2 separate regions of the Mus musculus genome follow, and region 1 is linked to region 2. A link is a loop called in an ENCODE intact Hi-C map of the cell type or tissue named here. Cell type or tissue: gastrocnemius. All regions are shown on one strand.

Region 1 (8,000 bases), 130 kb after region 2:
ATTGGAAAGTAGACTAGAAGAAATCACCTAGAACAGGCAAAGAAAATCCTCCCTCCTCTCAGATCCCCCACCCCACTCCTTGCCCCTCCTACAGCATCATCTCCCCCCCATCTCCACTCACCCCTGCTTCTCCCCTCCCCTCTGATTCCCTTCCACCCACTTTTTTTTTTACATTGTTTTTTCTCACTGCTTTTGCTAATTTTGATTCTTTTTGCCAAAGTGACACAGAATCATCTGGAGAAGATGGACCCACAACTGAGAAAATGCCTCCATCAGCCTGGCCTGGAGTCAAGCCTGTGGGGCATTTCCTTGATCAGTGTAGAAGGGCCCCGCCCATTGTGGGCATTGCCTGTCCTGGGCAGGTGTTCCTGAGTTGTTTGTAAAAATCAGACTGATCGCCTAAGGGTCTCCGGCAGCTAGCAGAGTTCCTCCATGGCCTCAGCTTCAGTTCCTGCCTCTGCTTCCCTCAGTGATGGAGTGTGATGCAGGAACGTGAGCCAGACAATCCATTTCCACCTCAATTTACTTTGCAGCAGCATCTTTACCACAGCAGTCAGAGCAAACTAGGACAGAAACTGGTCCTAGGGAGGAGGGGCGCTGCTGTGACTGACCAGCCATGTTGCTCTTTGGGAGGATTGAGAAAGGATTATGGAACTTTGGGTGGGAGAGCTGTTGAGAGCAAAGAGCCTACCAGGCTGTTTGTGGGAACTTGGAAGACAGGAGTGCTGAGAGGCAGGTAGGTGACAGAGGCTGGAGTGAAGTTTCAGAGAAAAGCAAAACCCCATCTGGGCTGTTTGTGTGCTGTGTTTACATTAAGAGTCAGTAATTTCTCTTCAGTTGGGGCTGAAAATCTGCTCTGATAAAGAAGAAACCTGCACCATGGGTGTGTGTGGGGGGGTGCAAATCTTTTGGAAAGAGTTTCTTCATAGTCAGCAAGAGTAGGTGTAAGTGGACTGAGCCAGGGTGATTCCATAATGGGCTTCAAACTGGCATATCAGGAGACTAGGCCTGAATTTGTGTTTCTCAGAACTGTACAAGTCTAGGCAAGTCATTTATTGGAAAAACCCCAGGCCTAGAGCATCCAATCAGAAACTGCCCAGCCATCAGAAGCTTCCCTGCCACCTGGCCTAGGGAAAGAACAGAGTCAGCAACAGTTTCCAGGCTTCCCCAAGTGACAGTTTCTAGCCCCCCCAGCAATGATTCAGGAATGTCCCTAGAATAGAGCCAACCAATCAAGAAAAAGGTCACCTACTCTTCCATGGAATTCCACTAATGTGCTTTAAATTGAGCCTGTGATCTCATCTGGGCATCTCCATCTTGGTTAATGATAGATCCCAGCATGCTGGAATCCCACAGAATAAAAACGCTCTTTGCTTTTGCATACAATTTGAGTGCAGGACATCATTCTTTGGCAGACCATGGACTCTATCAGCTGTAGTCCAGGGGTCCCAAGTCTGCATCTCCAAGTGTCAATCACACCTGGAACTGCAGAGATGTCTCCCAGATTTCAAGTCCCATGAGAACTGCTGGACTGAAGGGGCCTTGGAGAGCAGCTGAGGCCTGGCACTGCGAGAGGCCAGGAGAAGCCATTAGTGAAAGTGCAGCCTCAATGGCAGTGGAAACCCCAAGATACTGGCCTTGCCCTGAGCAGGAGATGACTGTCAGGAACAGAGCACTGTGAGAACAAAGCTGGCCTGAGCCTGAGACCTGCTGTGTGTGCCGTGGATGGCAGAGCCGGAGAAGCTCAGAGAACTATGAGTCCCAGATATCAGATACTGAGCCTTTTGCTCTGTTGAATTTTGGTTGTGTTTTAATTAGATTGTGACAGTGACTTGGTTCTTCCCTCTTGCAGTAAGAAAGTATTTAACTTGTGTTTTAATTTTATATGAGGCCAGCATTGAGAGACTAGTCTTTTTATGTGTTGGGAGTTTCTTTAGGTTTGATTTTTAATTTGGGGACTTTAAACCTAAGTTGTGTTTTATGGTGTGATAGCGACATGAGATCTTAGGGACAAGCAAGAAGGGAAAGGTTATGGTTCAACCGTGGTTTGTTTGTGTGCCATGTTGAAAAGGGGTCAATTGTGCTGCTTACTTTTTGTCCACTAAACACCAGCTAGCCTCCTCTGGTAGGAGTCCATCTTGCTCAGTAAAATGCAGATCCATCTGACTGGCTTGGGTAGTTTATGGGCATGTTACTAATCACTGATTGATGTTGGTGGGACCAGACCACTGTGGTTGGGGCCATGAGTGGAATGTGGCCTTGGGCTGTGTAGAAATGGCCGCTGAGTGCGTCATGGACAGCAAACGGTGAGCAGAATTCCTCCATGGCCTCTGCTTCAGTTATTCCTCTGACTTCCCTCAATGATGGAGTGTGCCTTAGATGTGTAAACATAAGAATATCCTTCCTTCCCAGGAGCGTTTTGGTCATGTGATAGAGTTATTACCTCAATAGACGCCGAACTAGAGTACACATTTTCTCTGCCCCGTGTCTACACTCTGTACAGATGAAGCGCACAGTGACCAGGCCAATGCCTTACCAGTTGGTACCAGTGCGTGACCAGGCGGATGAGGCGCTTCAGCTTGGTTGGGCGACAGTTCAGGAAGTACTTCTGAAGCCCCATAAAGCAGATCGATAACTTGCCCTCCTTCCCCGGCGGGGTACGCCCACTGATGAGATTGGCGTAGAATTGTTGGTTAGGCTTCTTGAGGATGTTAAGATGATCTGTAAACAAGATTTCATTCAGTGGAACAGCTCAGCCCCTCTCTGAGGTTCCTCAGTCTCCCCAGGTCCAGAATCACAGCCTATGGGGTTCAGCGAACAGGCAGCGTTTTTCCCCAGCAGGCATCGCTCCGCATATACCCATCTGCCCCACCACTCCTTAGGACTGCACACATGCTGTGCACTACAAAGTCCCTGCTCCCAGTTTGCTCTAGTGAGGGTCTTTCTTGCAGGCCTGGAGACAGAGGTGGGAGGAACCAGCACACTGTGGTCACACACACGTGATCATCAGATAATGGCCAACCACGTCTGGTTCCAGTATCTTCTGCATAGTTCTTGTCAAAGTTGTGCACTCATGTATGTGTCAAAGTTCACTGTGGAGCAGTCGGCTGCATTCACATATCACGTCTCACACTGACAGAGTCTCTGCTCTATATTGTGTATGCATGGCGAGTGTTCCTGATATGTTCAGAGACAGGAGAGGACCTAAGGTGTCTCTTCTTTATAGTTTGTCAGTATGTTTCTTTGCGTCAGAGTCTGTCTGTAAATGTGGAGCTTGGCTGGAATCCTGCAGGTCTTACAGAATCTCCTGTCTTTTGCCCCCATAGTGACCAGGTATCCAGGTCAATGTGTGGCACTTCCTAAGTTTAGGTGGATATTGGGGATTTGAACTCAGGTACTCATGCTTGAGCAGCAATCGCCCTTATCCACTGAGCTGTCTCCCCAGCCACTGTGTGTTTTCGGTGGGTGATTTCTTGTAGTGATAAGTTAATATCATGTGGTTTTGTTTGTCCAGATGGAACAAGATATGGCAGTGTTAGGGTGTGTGTGTGTTTGTGTGTGTGTGTCCTGTGCACTTATAGAGTAGAAGAGCAGCAGACTATGGAATAGATGTGTGTATAGGTGTGTGTGCACATTTGAGTAGTCTAGGCAGGCTGTGCCTTAGGTGTGTGCACATGTGTGCCATGCAGCAGACCACACCATCAGACTGTGATGCTGACACAGGGCAAAGTCACTCACGGATGGAGCTTCGACAAGCCTGTCACTCAGTGACCATGGAGGTTATGGGCTAGTCTAGATTAGTGTCAGGGTCTAGTTACAATAGGGCTCATTGCTTATGTCATCTTCTATAGGGCTGTGGCTATGATCCTCTCTTTGGCTGTTGCCCACAGGCAGTCCTTCTGTGGTAGAGCCCCTCACCACTGGAAAGCTGCTGAGGCTGAGGAAATCCATGACCCAGACAGGCTTCTGTGGGACCTGCTGTCACAGATCATTTCTGGTCACCCACTCTGATCCCCCTCCACTGAACAAGGTTCTAAGCCTCTTGCAGCTTCCCACAGCAGGCTGCCCTGGTCCTACTCCCAGGCTGGCCCTCTCAGTCCCTGCTGCCTGAGACTCTGGACTGTTTCCACGGCTCTCCTAAGCCAAGGGCTAGTGGCCTTGTCACTAAGTTAACAGCAGAAGTTCACACAGTGGCCAACAGGGGGTGCTGTGCTTCCCCCAAATGTAAAGCCTCAAGTATTCTCTAAGCTCCCCCAAGATCCCACTGTGCTCTCAGGAGTGTTTCCTGAGTTGGACAATCTGTAATTTTGGCGACGCATGCTGTATCAGGCCTGGTAAAAGATTGTTGCAGGATATTTGATCACACTGTGAACCCTGAGATTGAGTTGTTTATTGGAAAAACCTGGTTTTAGGTGTGGTGGCTCAGCCTTAGCACACACCCTTAATCCAGGAGCTTTCTGCTTGAATATTGTAAACAGGATTAAATAAAGCCAATCATAGATCAAGAGGCAGAGCAAGCAACCAGCTGACCAGAAGCGAACATGGGATTACTAAGAAGGAACCACAGAGAGTAAGAGGGAGTCAGAAGGAGGGATAGAGAGACCCACAGGAAGTAGAGGGGAGGGACATTCCATTTGAAAGAGGTTATGAGATAGCATGAGAAGGGGATGCATTCTGGAACATTCTGGCTCAGGAGGAAGGTCAGCTAGGTGCTTTCTCTGCCTCCCTGAGCTAGCAGGATTTTACCACAGTATCTGGCTTTGCAAGTCTTCATTGGTAAAATTGAATAATTGAGATTTTTGTCAAAAGATAAGATCTTTTAATGTGTAATGTTATAAAATGTGTGTGCATGTGTGAGTTGGGTGGCTGCATCTGCAGTTTTACTGAGGGGCCAGAGCTCCGATGAGATCTGCGTCCTGTGCAAACTCTCCTGCAGACACCCCAGGTCTCTGAACAGCTCTGAGGGAGAAGATTCGCGAGTTTGTTATTTTCAGTGAAGTCTACACTGTCTCATGTTTAAGAAGACAAAACCCACAGCTAGCCGTGAGTAGGACTGGTATGCTGAGGGAGCATCTAGTTTGACTCCCTCCCCTAAGTGAGCCAGCAGGCTGCTCAATGTCCCTGTGGGATGGATTCTGTCTCCCCGCTACCAAATTTCCAAAATCCCTCCTCCCCAGCGCAGCTTTAAAGAGACATTCTCTTTAGTTGAATTTCTCAAATGATAATGGTTTTCAGTTCAGGGATGGAAGGTGTGGGCTGGGGAGATAGCTCAGTCTGTAACGTGCTTGGCTCGCAAGCATGAGGACCCCCGTCGGAATCCCAGAACTCAGAGAAAAAGCCAGTGTTGGTGGTGTAGGATTGTAATCTCAGAACTGAGAAGGGGGAGACTCTGAGGGTCCCTGGGGCTCTTCCCAGCCAGTCAGGCTCAAGTGTGAATTCTGAACCAGGGAGAGACAAGGTCTCAAAAAAGATGGATGACTCTTGAGATGAGTTAGCCATGGTTCCGGATCACACCCACACACAAGAGAACACCTACGCAACACACATGTGCACACACACAGAGGTGGAACTAGAAGGGAGGATGAAGGCATGCAGAAGGGTGAGCTGAGGCTCTCTGGCAGGCTGCCTTACCCAGTAAATCATAGGCTGGCAGCACATCAAACTTCACCTCCTTCAGCAGGTCGGGGGCGCTCAGCTTGAAGCTCAGAGCCCGGGAGTTGGGACTCCTTAAACTGTGGACCTCAAACTTCACTCCACAACGTCTCTCATGCTGAACCTCGCACAGCTGTTTCTTAATTTCCTTAATCAACACTCCCTGTTGGTTTAACTGATCCTCAAAGCTGGTGAGATTGTTAAGGAACACCACCAGGTCAGCGTCTGACCTGCCCTTGAGCGCGGTGCCTTTGCCCTGAAAGACAAGAAAGAGAATGACAAAGGACAGGGAGAGCCATGCTGGGAGGTCCAGATGCTGAACTGGAGTCCATCACCAAGGTGATAGATGGATGGATGGATGGATGGATGGTTGGATGGATGGAGCAAGCTGCTAGATGTGCAGGAGAATATTAGTCAGCCCTGAAGAGTGACATCAGAATCTATGTAGGAAAATAGAGGGTGCTGGATCTCCTCTTGATACAGAAGATAAACCACACCGTGAAGGGAAAATATCCATGTTCATCTGTGGAGTCTCTGTGTGTTCAAGTGTGTGTGTGGGGGGGGGGGCTGTGTATGGGAGTGGGGGAGAGGTCTAAATGAAACAAGCACAGAAGAGTTTGGGAAGGGTACAGTAGCACTCATGCAGTGCCCACATTAGCTGCACACATGTGACATACCATCAGAGAGTGAATCTCTGGGGAGGGTCTGGTGGGAGGTAAAGGATAGTAGAGATTGGAAGGAGACTATGACTAAATTAATACAGATATATGAGAATGTAGCCATAGTCCCATGGTTGGCATTGTTAGCTGGGAGGAAATATGCGCAAGTGACATCATTAAAGAGAAGATGGCCTTGTGTGATATAGAATAACATATAACATCATAGAGAAACTGAAAAAAACAATAAAGGTGATCCAAGTCTGTAAAACAAATATCATAAAAAGAAGAATTCATGCTGAACAAAGCCTCCCTAAATAAAATGCTTAGAATCATCACTAACACACATGAGCATCAGCTACTGTTGAGAGAGGGCATTACAAATTGTCACATCTCCGGATGGAGAGGTGGGTCAGTAGCTAAAACTGCCTGCTGTTCCTGCTGATGACCTCAGTTTAGTTCCCAGCACCCAAGCAGGCCAGCTCAGAGCCACCTATGTAACTGCAGCTCTAAGGGATCTGACACCCCCTTTTCAATTCTGACCAAACCTGCACTAACACATACAGAGCCCCACTCACAACTAAAAATGTAGAAATACAGTCAACTGAAAACAAGAAAACAACTTCATTTCTGCACCCTTCACAGAGTCTGAGAGTTAAGTACCAGTGTCATGAAATGTGATTTGACAGACAGCCCGGGAACCGAGTCCAGAGAGGGTCCATCAATCCAGTCACATAGCAGGCGAGTCCTGGTCTGTCCTCCGTGTCACATTTGACTTAGTCTATGTGACCTTATCATTCCTGGGGCGTGGAACACTGGACATGGAGAAGGTAGTTAAGTTACCCTAAGTCACACAGCAGTGCAAAGGTTGTATTACCACTGCCCCACCACCTGCCCCTCCACTTTCCAGAAAACTGCTTTGCCATTCTGGGCCTCAGTTTCCCCGACTCTGAAATGGACATGGCCTGGGAGTGGGGAACATAAACTGTAGCTGAGGCTCCTTCTCCAATACAGATGTGGGACTTGGGGGGAAGAACCCATCGCCAGCTGTGATCAGAATTAAGAGGAGGGATCAGGGTTGCAGCCTGGCTTCTGAAAGTCCTGTCCCACCTCATCTCGGCCAGCTCAGGCTGAGGAAGGCTCACCTTGACCCCTTTAGAGGCCCTCATTCGGCGGACGGGGCCCCGGAAGGATCTGTCCTTCAGGAGAGCACACAGGGCATCTATGACTTCTCTGAGGTCAGCACAGAAGCTGGTGTCCGGGAGATGGTTCTCTATGAACTTATCAAGCTTCGAGGCCGGGATGCTCCTCAGATCCTGCTCCATCCTAGGTCCAGCTTTTACCTCTGCAGCCAGCAGGTCCTGTGTCTCCTAGGCTGGCTGAAGCAGAAATGGGACTTTCAGTTTCCATTTCCCGGGAAGGGCGCGGATATGCAAATCATCCAGGCCCGAGCAGCCAATGGCGTTAGGGCTTCTGAACAGGTACCTCCCCATCCAAGCCTGAGCTTTCTTAAGATCCGGCCCAGGGAAGAATGTGTAAGGAAACTGACCTGGCTTTCTCGGGATTTCTTCTGGAAAAAAGGCTGTTACACGGTACGTTTTAGGAACAATCTGTGCACGTAGAAGAAGGGAAACGGAATCAGGAAACCACAGAAGGTGGCTGGTGGCTCCTGAGCTCGGCTTCCATCTCCTG
Region 2 (8,000 bases):
AACTGTCCCTTCCTAGAGTGATTGGCATGGTGATTCCACTTACAGCTCAGGAGTCAGCCACAGGCGCCCCCAGTAGCTCAGATCTCCGCTATCAAAGAAGCAATTGGACTTCATCCAAATTCATTATAGAAACACTCAAAAGACCCCAAACCCGGGGTTATTCCAGCCAACTCATCAAAGCTGCTCTGCTGGTGACAAGCAGTCAGGTGTGACCACCCCAAGAGGGTTTCAAGCCCTTTTCGCTCACTCGCCTGGAAAATATAACATCAGTGGACTCAGTTGGTGGAATGTTCCTCTGCCGTTCTGATCATTAGTGTGTGCCAAACCCTCTTCCACGGAGTACTTGTTTCCACCCAGAAGATACTGGCTGGGCACCTACTGTATGCAGCATTCTGAGAAAGAGCTTCCTGGTTAGAGGAAACAGTGGCAAAGGCCCTGGGGTAGAGAGGAGGATGAGGAAGAGGTCCTGAAGGGCATGATGGGAGAGAGAGCTGGGATGGAGCTGGGACCCAACCACATGGACACCGGGGCCATGGGAGGGTTCTAAACTCTCCCCTGAGGTCACAGGAAGCCGATGGATAGCTTTGAGCAGCAGAAAGACATAATAAGCTCAGAGAAGGGCCCCCCCACCATCCAAGGTGGAACCAGTGTTGGGTCACTTTCTGATTTACTGGTGTCTCCTCCCAGCTGGCTGAAACCGGACATGGGGAAGAAAGCCAAGCACAAGACTCAGATTAAAAAGAAGACCCTGAATCCCGAGTTTAACGAGGTAAGGCTACTCTGTCATACCCGTGGAGACTTCCTGCGTGTGAGAGAGCACTGTATCCCTTCCAGAATATTCTTAATTGTCTCAAAAGAGTGTTTCCATTAGCGATCAGCTTGAGTTCTACCAAAAGGAAAGGGGACGAGCTCCCTGTCACAGACAAAGCCGCAGCTTGAGGACGGTGCAGGAAGCTGTTTTCAGAGACTGAGCTAAGTCACCCCCAGTGTCTTTCCTGGCACACTGATGTTGAGTTGTGAGCTCAAGGACAGCAGAATCTGAATGTGTCCTTCCCTTGTTTAAGAGGCCTTGCCAACCTGTGTGCCTCCTTTTCTCCCTGACAAACTCCTATTCATGCCCCAAAACACGTGCGTTTTGACTTCCACAGGCAAGGTTATCCTATGTTCCTAGGATCATTTGTCCCTTCCCCTCTACGCTAAACACTGCTTCTCCATTAACTGTTAATAAGCTGGGCTGGCGGGAGGGGTGCGGGTGTCTGTCCCATCTGCAAAGGACTAAAGAAGGAGGGTGAAGGAGCTGAGTTCTGAGCTAACCCCACCCAGACAGCCTCCATTTCAAACCCAAAACAAACACACAAGGGATGAGCTGGACCCAGAGCCTGGAGTCCCACCCCTGCGCTCTCTCTCTCTGGCCTTTCCCTCTGAGCTCTGAGTCTGTCCCAGCCAGCAATCGCTGGATTCTAATGCACTTTGTAAGTGAGGAGGGGTGTATGATACGGTTCATTTATGATGGTTTTTGAAAACCAGGATACAAGCGCTCACTCAGGAGACCCACACTGTAGGCTGCCCTGCTTTCTCTTAGAATCTGGACAAGCCACAAATAAGAAATCCAAATAGACATGGTGGGGAGAGACCTGGGAGAGTGAGGCAGGAGGTTCAGAAGTTCAAGGTCATCCCGGGCTATCTAGGGAAACCCCAAGTCACTGTTTCAAAAATAACACAGCCACAACCAGAAGCATCCAATCAAACCCCCTCCTCCCCCAGCCTCAGAAGTAATGATTTCCCCCTGAATCCATAATAGTATGCACTTCTGAGTTTTTGAAACGTGCAGCCAGCTTGTGCTTAGTCCACCTGACATCATCGTATATGCCTCCATCAGAAATGCATGTCTTGGAAATTGTCCTAAATATATGATCAAGGATGGACAGAGTGATCTCACCCCTTAGATGCCGCTGGATCAGTCAGTTAAAGACTGAAAGTTAGAGGCAGCCTACACACCCAACTGTGAGCCCAACCACCATTAAATGTCACCATGACAATGATGCTGTAGGCCTAGTGAGATGGCTCAGTGGGTAAAGGTGATTGCAGTCAAGTGTGATGACCCGATTTTGTTCTCTGAGACCTACCTGCTAGGAGACTCCTACCGGTTGTCCTCTGACCCCTATAGATGAGCCACAGCATGCAAGTACACAGAAATAGTGTGCCTTTTAAGATGGTGACATCAGAATATATCTGTCCATCCATAGCCCTGGTTGTCCTCGAACTCACCCTGTGACTGAAGGCAGCCTTGAACTTGTGGTGGCCCTACTGCCTCAGCTTCCCAAGTACTGGGACTAGAGGTGTGAACCATCCCATCGACAAGAAATATTTTTGGAAAATGTGCTGATTTGTTTTTTTAAACATAAGTTACAGAGTAGAAAGGGCTTTAAATTTAGGATTTAGTTTTCTTAAAAATTCACACATCAGTATAAATTGCACGTGGCCAAATCCTGACAATGGCCATTCTCAAGTCTGGCTACAGATAATGTGTCATGGCTTCCTTGTTTGTGTGAATAATGAACATGACAAAAGTTTACAAGCACACAGGAAAACTATTTTTTTAAAATCATACTGCTAAGCCTAGTGGCAACTGAGGCTGAGTCAGGATGCTCATCCCCGAGTTTGAGGCTAGCCTGGGCTACACAGTTGAGCTCCAGGCCAGCCAGGGTTAAGTGAGACCCCCGTCTCAAAAGCACAACCAGACAAAACCCTTCTTGTCTGGGTCACAGTAAATCCCTAATGCTAACCCTGAGGGACAGACATACTCCCACTCAGAAAGCCCCCAAGAGGACCAAGCACCATTACTGACCCAGTGACCACCCCAGTATCAAACAGAGCCCACTGCCAATGGGTCACCAAGATTCCATGTCCTAAGGAGCTCTGTTGGAGAGACAGGCCTGCCCCCAGAATGCCCTGCTCCAGGGACTCCTTGGGCTACATCCCTAGCTGCTAGCACTGGAAGCTCGGGGGACTGTTGCTTACCTGTCCCTCTGCTGTTCACAGGAGTTCTTTTATGATATCAAACACAGCGACCTGGCTAAAAAGTCCCTGGATATCTCGGTGTGGGACTACGACATTGGCAAGTCTAATGATTACATCGGTGAGTGCTCCAGCTTCCAGCTCCTGGGACTGCCTCCTCATATGGCCTTCCCAGAAGAGGATACCTTGTGGGGCACTGGGGAAGGCCACCGCCACACAACCCCATTCTCTAGTAGCTCTGCAGGCTCAGGACTCACCTGGGACTCAGGGTCCTGACTTGGATCCCATTTGGATGTGCCTCTACTTGAAAGCAGGTGCACACCACAGCAGACTAGCTGAGCGTCGGGAGAGCAGAGAGTGTGCCCTCTGCAGGAAGCAGGCACAAGGGAGTCCCCCTTTAATCTCTATCCAAGATCCAGAGGCAGGGTTTAACTCTGCCAGCTCTTCCAAAACCCAAGGAGAGCAAGTTGTAAACTTGGCACAGGGAGAGAGGCTCCAGGCAGGGGATGAAGAAGAAACTGATCCTTTGGGAAGTAGCAGTGAATGCCTAGTATGTGGAGACACATGAAGAGAAGTAGAAGGCAGGTGAGGTTTTGTAACCATGAAGTCCTGGTTTGGTGCTGCAGGAGGGACCCATAGCCCATTCTAGAGGCTCAGAGGGTGATCATGATATTGACGACAGTCACAGAGCAACACCTCTCAGAGAATGGGCAGGGTGTGGGTGTTACTGCTTGGTGGCAGGCTTTCCTCCCAGTTCTACGCTTGGGTCTAGAGATGCAATTGGCCACTGTGTCCCTTTCCACTGACCCGCCCCTCCCTCTCTGTTCTGCTCATCCCCAGGAGGCTGCCAGCTGGGGATCTCGGCCAAAGGCGAGCGCTTGAAACATTGGTATGAGTGTTTGAAGAACAAAGACAAGAAGATTGAGCGCTGGCACCAACTGCAGAACGAGAACCACGTGTCCAGTGATTAGGACCTGGTGCCCTGGTGTCCCCTGTCTCTGCCCCAGCCGCTCTCCCCTTTCAGAGCCTCCCCTGCCAACTATGAACCTTTCATGTCTCCCCCACTTCAGGTCCTGCTACAGAAGAAGAATCTCTGGGCTTCAGGGTCTGGATGTGAGCCCTCTCTGGTCCCCAGAGGTTGGGTAGTGGGTGTGGGGAGACATTTACAAAGAGATTTACTCTGACCTTAAGCATCTTCAGGTCCCCTTGGGCACTGGTGAACCCATAGGTTGTAAGGACCAGGAGGAGGGCAGAAATTATACATTGAGGCTGCCTCTGTCCATCCAAAGCACTCCAGGAAGAAAAAAAAAAAGGAGAGAGAGAGAGAGAGAGAGACAGAGAGAGACAGAGACAGAGACAGAGAGACAGAGAGAGAGAGACAGATAGATACACACACCCATCCTCTCTAGGCACACCAGGAACTAGATACAGAGAATACACAGAGGGCCTGCCCCTCCCCCACCCTTTCAGGAAGCTGTCCATTGGCTTCCTAGTAAAACTAACTTCCTCCTTGCTCCTTGCTCATCTTATCAGTACCTCCTCACCCACCCTCCCTCCCCTCCCCTCTTCTCCCACCTCCACAGTGGGGGATGCAAGGCAGAGCCTCCCCATGTGCCCCTTGCCAGCCTGGCCAGCAACCTCCCAAGCTGGATGAAGCTGGGCCCCACATCTCTGACATTAACACATCTCCCATTGGCATGGCTGGCTATCTTTGAGCCTGGGGCCCGCAGCTGGCACAGCCTGGGTGCATGGCAGCACTATAGATATCCTGAGAAACAGGATCTCTCTTTCTCATCCCTGGCTCCCCAAATGGGCACAGGTGGCACGGAGCTCTGTGTATGAGGGGACTTGCTCCTGGACCCCATGCTTCTATCCTTCCTCTACTCTTTGCAAAGAGCAAAGGACCCTCTCCCCAAACTTCCACTCAGAGCCACCTCTGTTCTGTCTACCTTCCACTCTCTTCCCCGTGATTCCTGGTGGTGATCAAATAACCGTATTTAGAGCTTTAATTAGGTCAGAACTCTCTTGGTCCATGACAAATCCAGAGGAATGTACACCTGAGGCTGGAGTCAGGCCATCTTCCTCACATGAGAGGCAAGTCTGGTTTTTCCCATCTTGATAGTTTTGCCCCATCAACATCACAAACCCCACTACTCCCTATAGCGTCAGGCAGACCAAGACTAAAACCCTCCCATTCCCAAGTCTCACAGTCTTGCTTGTTCCTTCCAACATCTCTTGAGATGCACCCTGCTCTCAGTAACTCGTGCTGTTCCTGAGGGACTCTTGTGTTTCCCTGAAATGACTCTCTTCTAGAATCAGGCTCTGCCTGCCCCAAGGTGGCTAACCTTCCCACTTCCATGGCTCCCCTGGTTAGTCCCTATAGGTCTGATGCTCCGCCCACTTGCCCACTTCCCTGTCATGGTCACCTTTAGGAGAAAGCATGCTGGCTGAGTCGCCCAAGCCTGATGCTGGTTTTGGCTCTGGACTCGGAATGCAGCCTGCTCACAGCGCCCTGATGCCCTCCGTGACACACATACCCACCCCTCCACATAGAACACAAGTCCCCCGGTGCATGCACCATGCCCACTGCCTTTCTTTGCACTGATGTAGCCAAAAATAAAGTAGGAATATCCAAGGAAACTACTGGCCTGCTTCTCTTCCTTGCTGGTTTCTAGAAGATTCTTCTGCCTTCCAAACAGGACATGTAGAGGCTTGGGGACCACACAAGCAATTTATCAGGATGTAGTGAAGTAACCGAACAGAGGTGCTGTCTGGCCGATGTTATCCTGAGCATAGACAGATGGGCTCAAGAAACCCAGGGGACCCCCCCCCCATCTTCTGAGAAGCTATGTTGCGGGAGCCCACAAATATCAGGCATGTGTTCATCTCCTCCTCCATATCTTTGAGGAATTATCAACAACTGTGGGACCAAGTGATGGGAGGTCCTGGGAGCTGAGGAGACAGATCAGTCAGCAGAGAGCCTGATAACACAAGGACATGAGTTCAGATCCCCAGGACCTATGTGAAGAGCTGGTTGTGCGCCAGCAAGACAGCTCAGTGAATAACAGCTCTTGTCGCACAAATCCGGAGATTAGGTTTCAATCCTTGGAACCCACTTACATGTGCAAGGAGAGGGTTCCCTGACCTCCACATGCATGTCACAGCACAGTGTCGTACCTACATCAGGGACACACACAATAAAGCTGGGTGTGAGGTATGGGACTATAATCCTAGTACCAGGAGGCAGACACAGGAGGAGGTGGAGCTGTGGTGCTCACGGACCAGTGGCTTGTACCCCATCAGTGGGCTATCAGTTCACTGAGAGACCCTACCTCAAAAAATGAGTGGAGTGCAATAGAGAAAGACACCATTGCTGACCTTAGACCACCACCTACACACATGCACACATGTATGAACATGTACACACACACACACACACACACACACACACAAGAACCTAGACTTGAATGGGGAATTGTGCAGTTGATTCATTTATTAAACAGATGAGGAAATAAAGAACCAAGGAAGCTAGGAATGGGAGGGACCTGGGCCTTAGACTTCCAGCCCAGCACTTACCATGGTGATGATAACTAAAATCATCTGATAATAGCAGAGCATCTGATAATCTCCCTGGGTTTTAGTACCTCCCAGCTCAGAAGGAGCCTTCACTGATAAATCCATATTCCACATTCTCAGTGACCTGAAAGCCAGGTAAATAAATCTAGAAACCACCTCCCCCCTGCCCCCATTCCTCTTGACAGGGTCTCCTATAGTCCAAGATGGCCTGGAACTGCATATGTAGCCTAGGCTGACTTTGAATTTCCGATCCCTCAGATCCCCCACCTCCACCTCTAGAAAGCTGGGATTGGTTGCAGTGTGAATAACCATCCTTGGCTCCTCAAGAGAATTTCAACCGCACTGAATTGAGTCCCTGAGAGACATGAGCAATTTATTCCCGCTGAGCTGGTCAGTTCCTCCCAAGGCCAAGTTCTTCCAGGACAGTTTCTCTAGTTCCTGGAGTCACCCGGGAATCCTGAGAATTTCTTTTCCAACTGCCTGTACTCTCCTCACCTTCCCAACTCGCTGCCCCCTGTGCAGAGTTGAAACCATTTCCCCTTTGCTGGCCAATTCCCACCTCCATAGTGACTGAAGTCAGCTGCCTTCATGTCAGCCCACTTACTGAAGTTCAGCTACTTGCCACCAGGTGACCACAGGGGTAAATGTGAGCCCTGCAAGCCCTCTGAGGCACTCCCTGCTCTTCCCAGTACTCGCAGCAGACATCACTAATCGATACAGCGTCAGCTGAGAAGTCTGCCAAAGGCTTCAGAACCCTTCTGTGTACAGTGTTCTCAATGCAGCAGGCATCACTAATCAATACAGCACCCACTGAGGAGCCTGCCAAAGGCTTCAGAACCCTTATGTGCACAGTGCTCCATGCAGCCACTGCCACACAGCCAAGGGGGGCGGCAGATCCCTGGTTCCGACATAGGACACGCCTACCAGGCCAGCATAGGACACGCCTACAAGCATAGGACACGCCTACCAGGCTGAGCATTTTCATTAACACTGGGACTCCTGAGCAGGCTAATTGTTCTTTTCTCTCAGTTATGACAGCGACTGCATGGGGCAATGTGGCAGAAAACGCTGTTCCCACAGACATCATTCCCTCACGTTGGTCAGGTGCTTATTCTGTCTCTGACATTAAGATTTTGGAACATCCCCGGGGCATTGCAGTTACATTATCCATGAAGACCCCTGACCCGTGGCACAGGCTTCAGCAACGTCATCCCACATGCCTGCCCTAATCTTGGACTCGGGTGTACAGCGTCCATCCAAGATGATGCTCCTGAGCTGGGGAGGGTACACCCCATCCCCCAGGTGGCTGGGAGAAAGCAGGAGAGGCAGGCACAAGCCAGGAAAAAGGGGTGAGTGTGTCTCCAGTCTACAGAACTCCCAACCTCCAGCAAGCCATGTCGACTTTA

The links. Hi-C counts contacts between places; a loop is a spot of excess contacts. Peaks named below come from ENCODE experiments on the same cell type or tissue, not always from the same donor. Only the 100,000 strongest peaks of a DNase experiment are listed, where the experiment ranks them.
Region 1: it touches region 2 in a loop (4-fold over the local background); 9 of 42 quality-filtered maps call a loop at or near these places.

What each region holds. Positions count from the first base shown.
Region 1 is chr5:120,812,334-120,820,333 of GRCm38, reverse strand. It overlaps Oas1c (2'-5' oligoadenylate synthetase 1C), which reads left to right and starts at 7,820. Exons shown (of 7, transcript NM_033541.4): 1 at 7,820-7,900. It also overlaps the pseudogene Oas1b. In gastrocnemius, a CTCF peak has its summit at 4,195 (motif pointing right); DNase peaks (open chromatin) are centred at 4,177 and 7,751; H3K4me3 peaks cover 1,355 bases; H3K27ac peaks cover 1,047 bases.
Region 2 is chr5:120,938,157-120,946,156 of GRCm38, reverse strand. Rph3a (rabphilin 3A) reads left to right here. Exons shown (of 22, transcript NM_011286.3): 20 at 688-769; 21 at 3,043-3,139; 22 at 3,859-5,658. The coding sequence ends at 3,989. Among named protein-coding and RNA genes, the nearest start is that of Gm32185, 8.1 kb to the left of the region's middle. In gastrocnemius, no CTCF peak of the experiment used is centred here; a DNase peak (open chromatin) is centred at 3,880.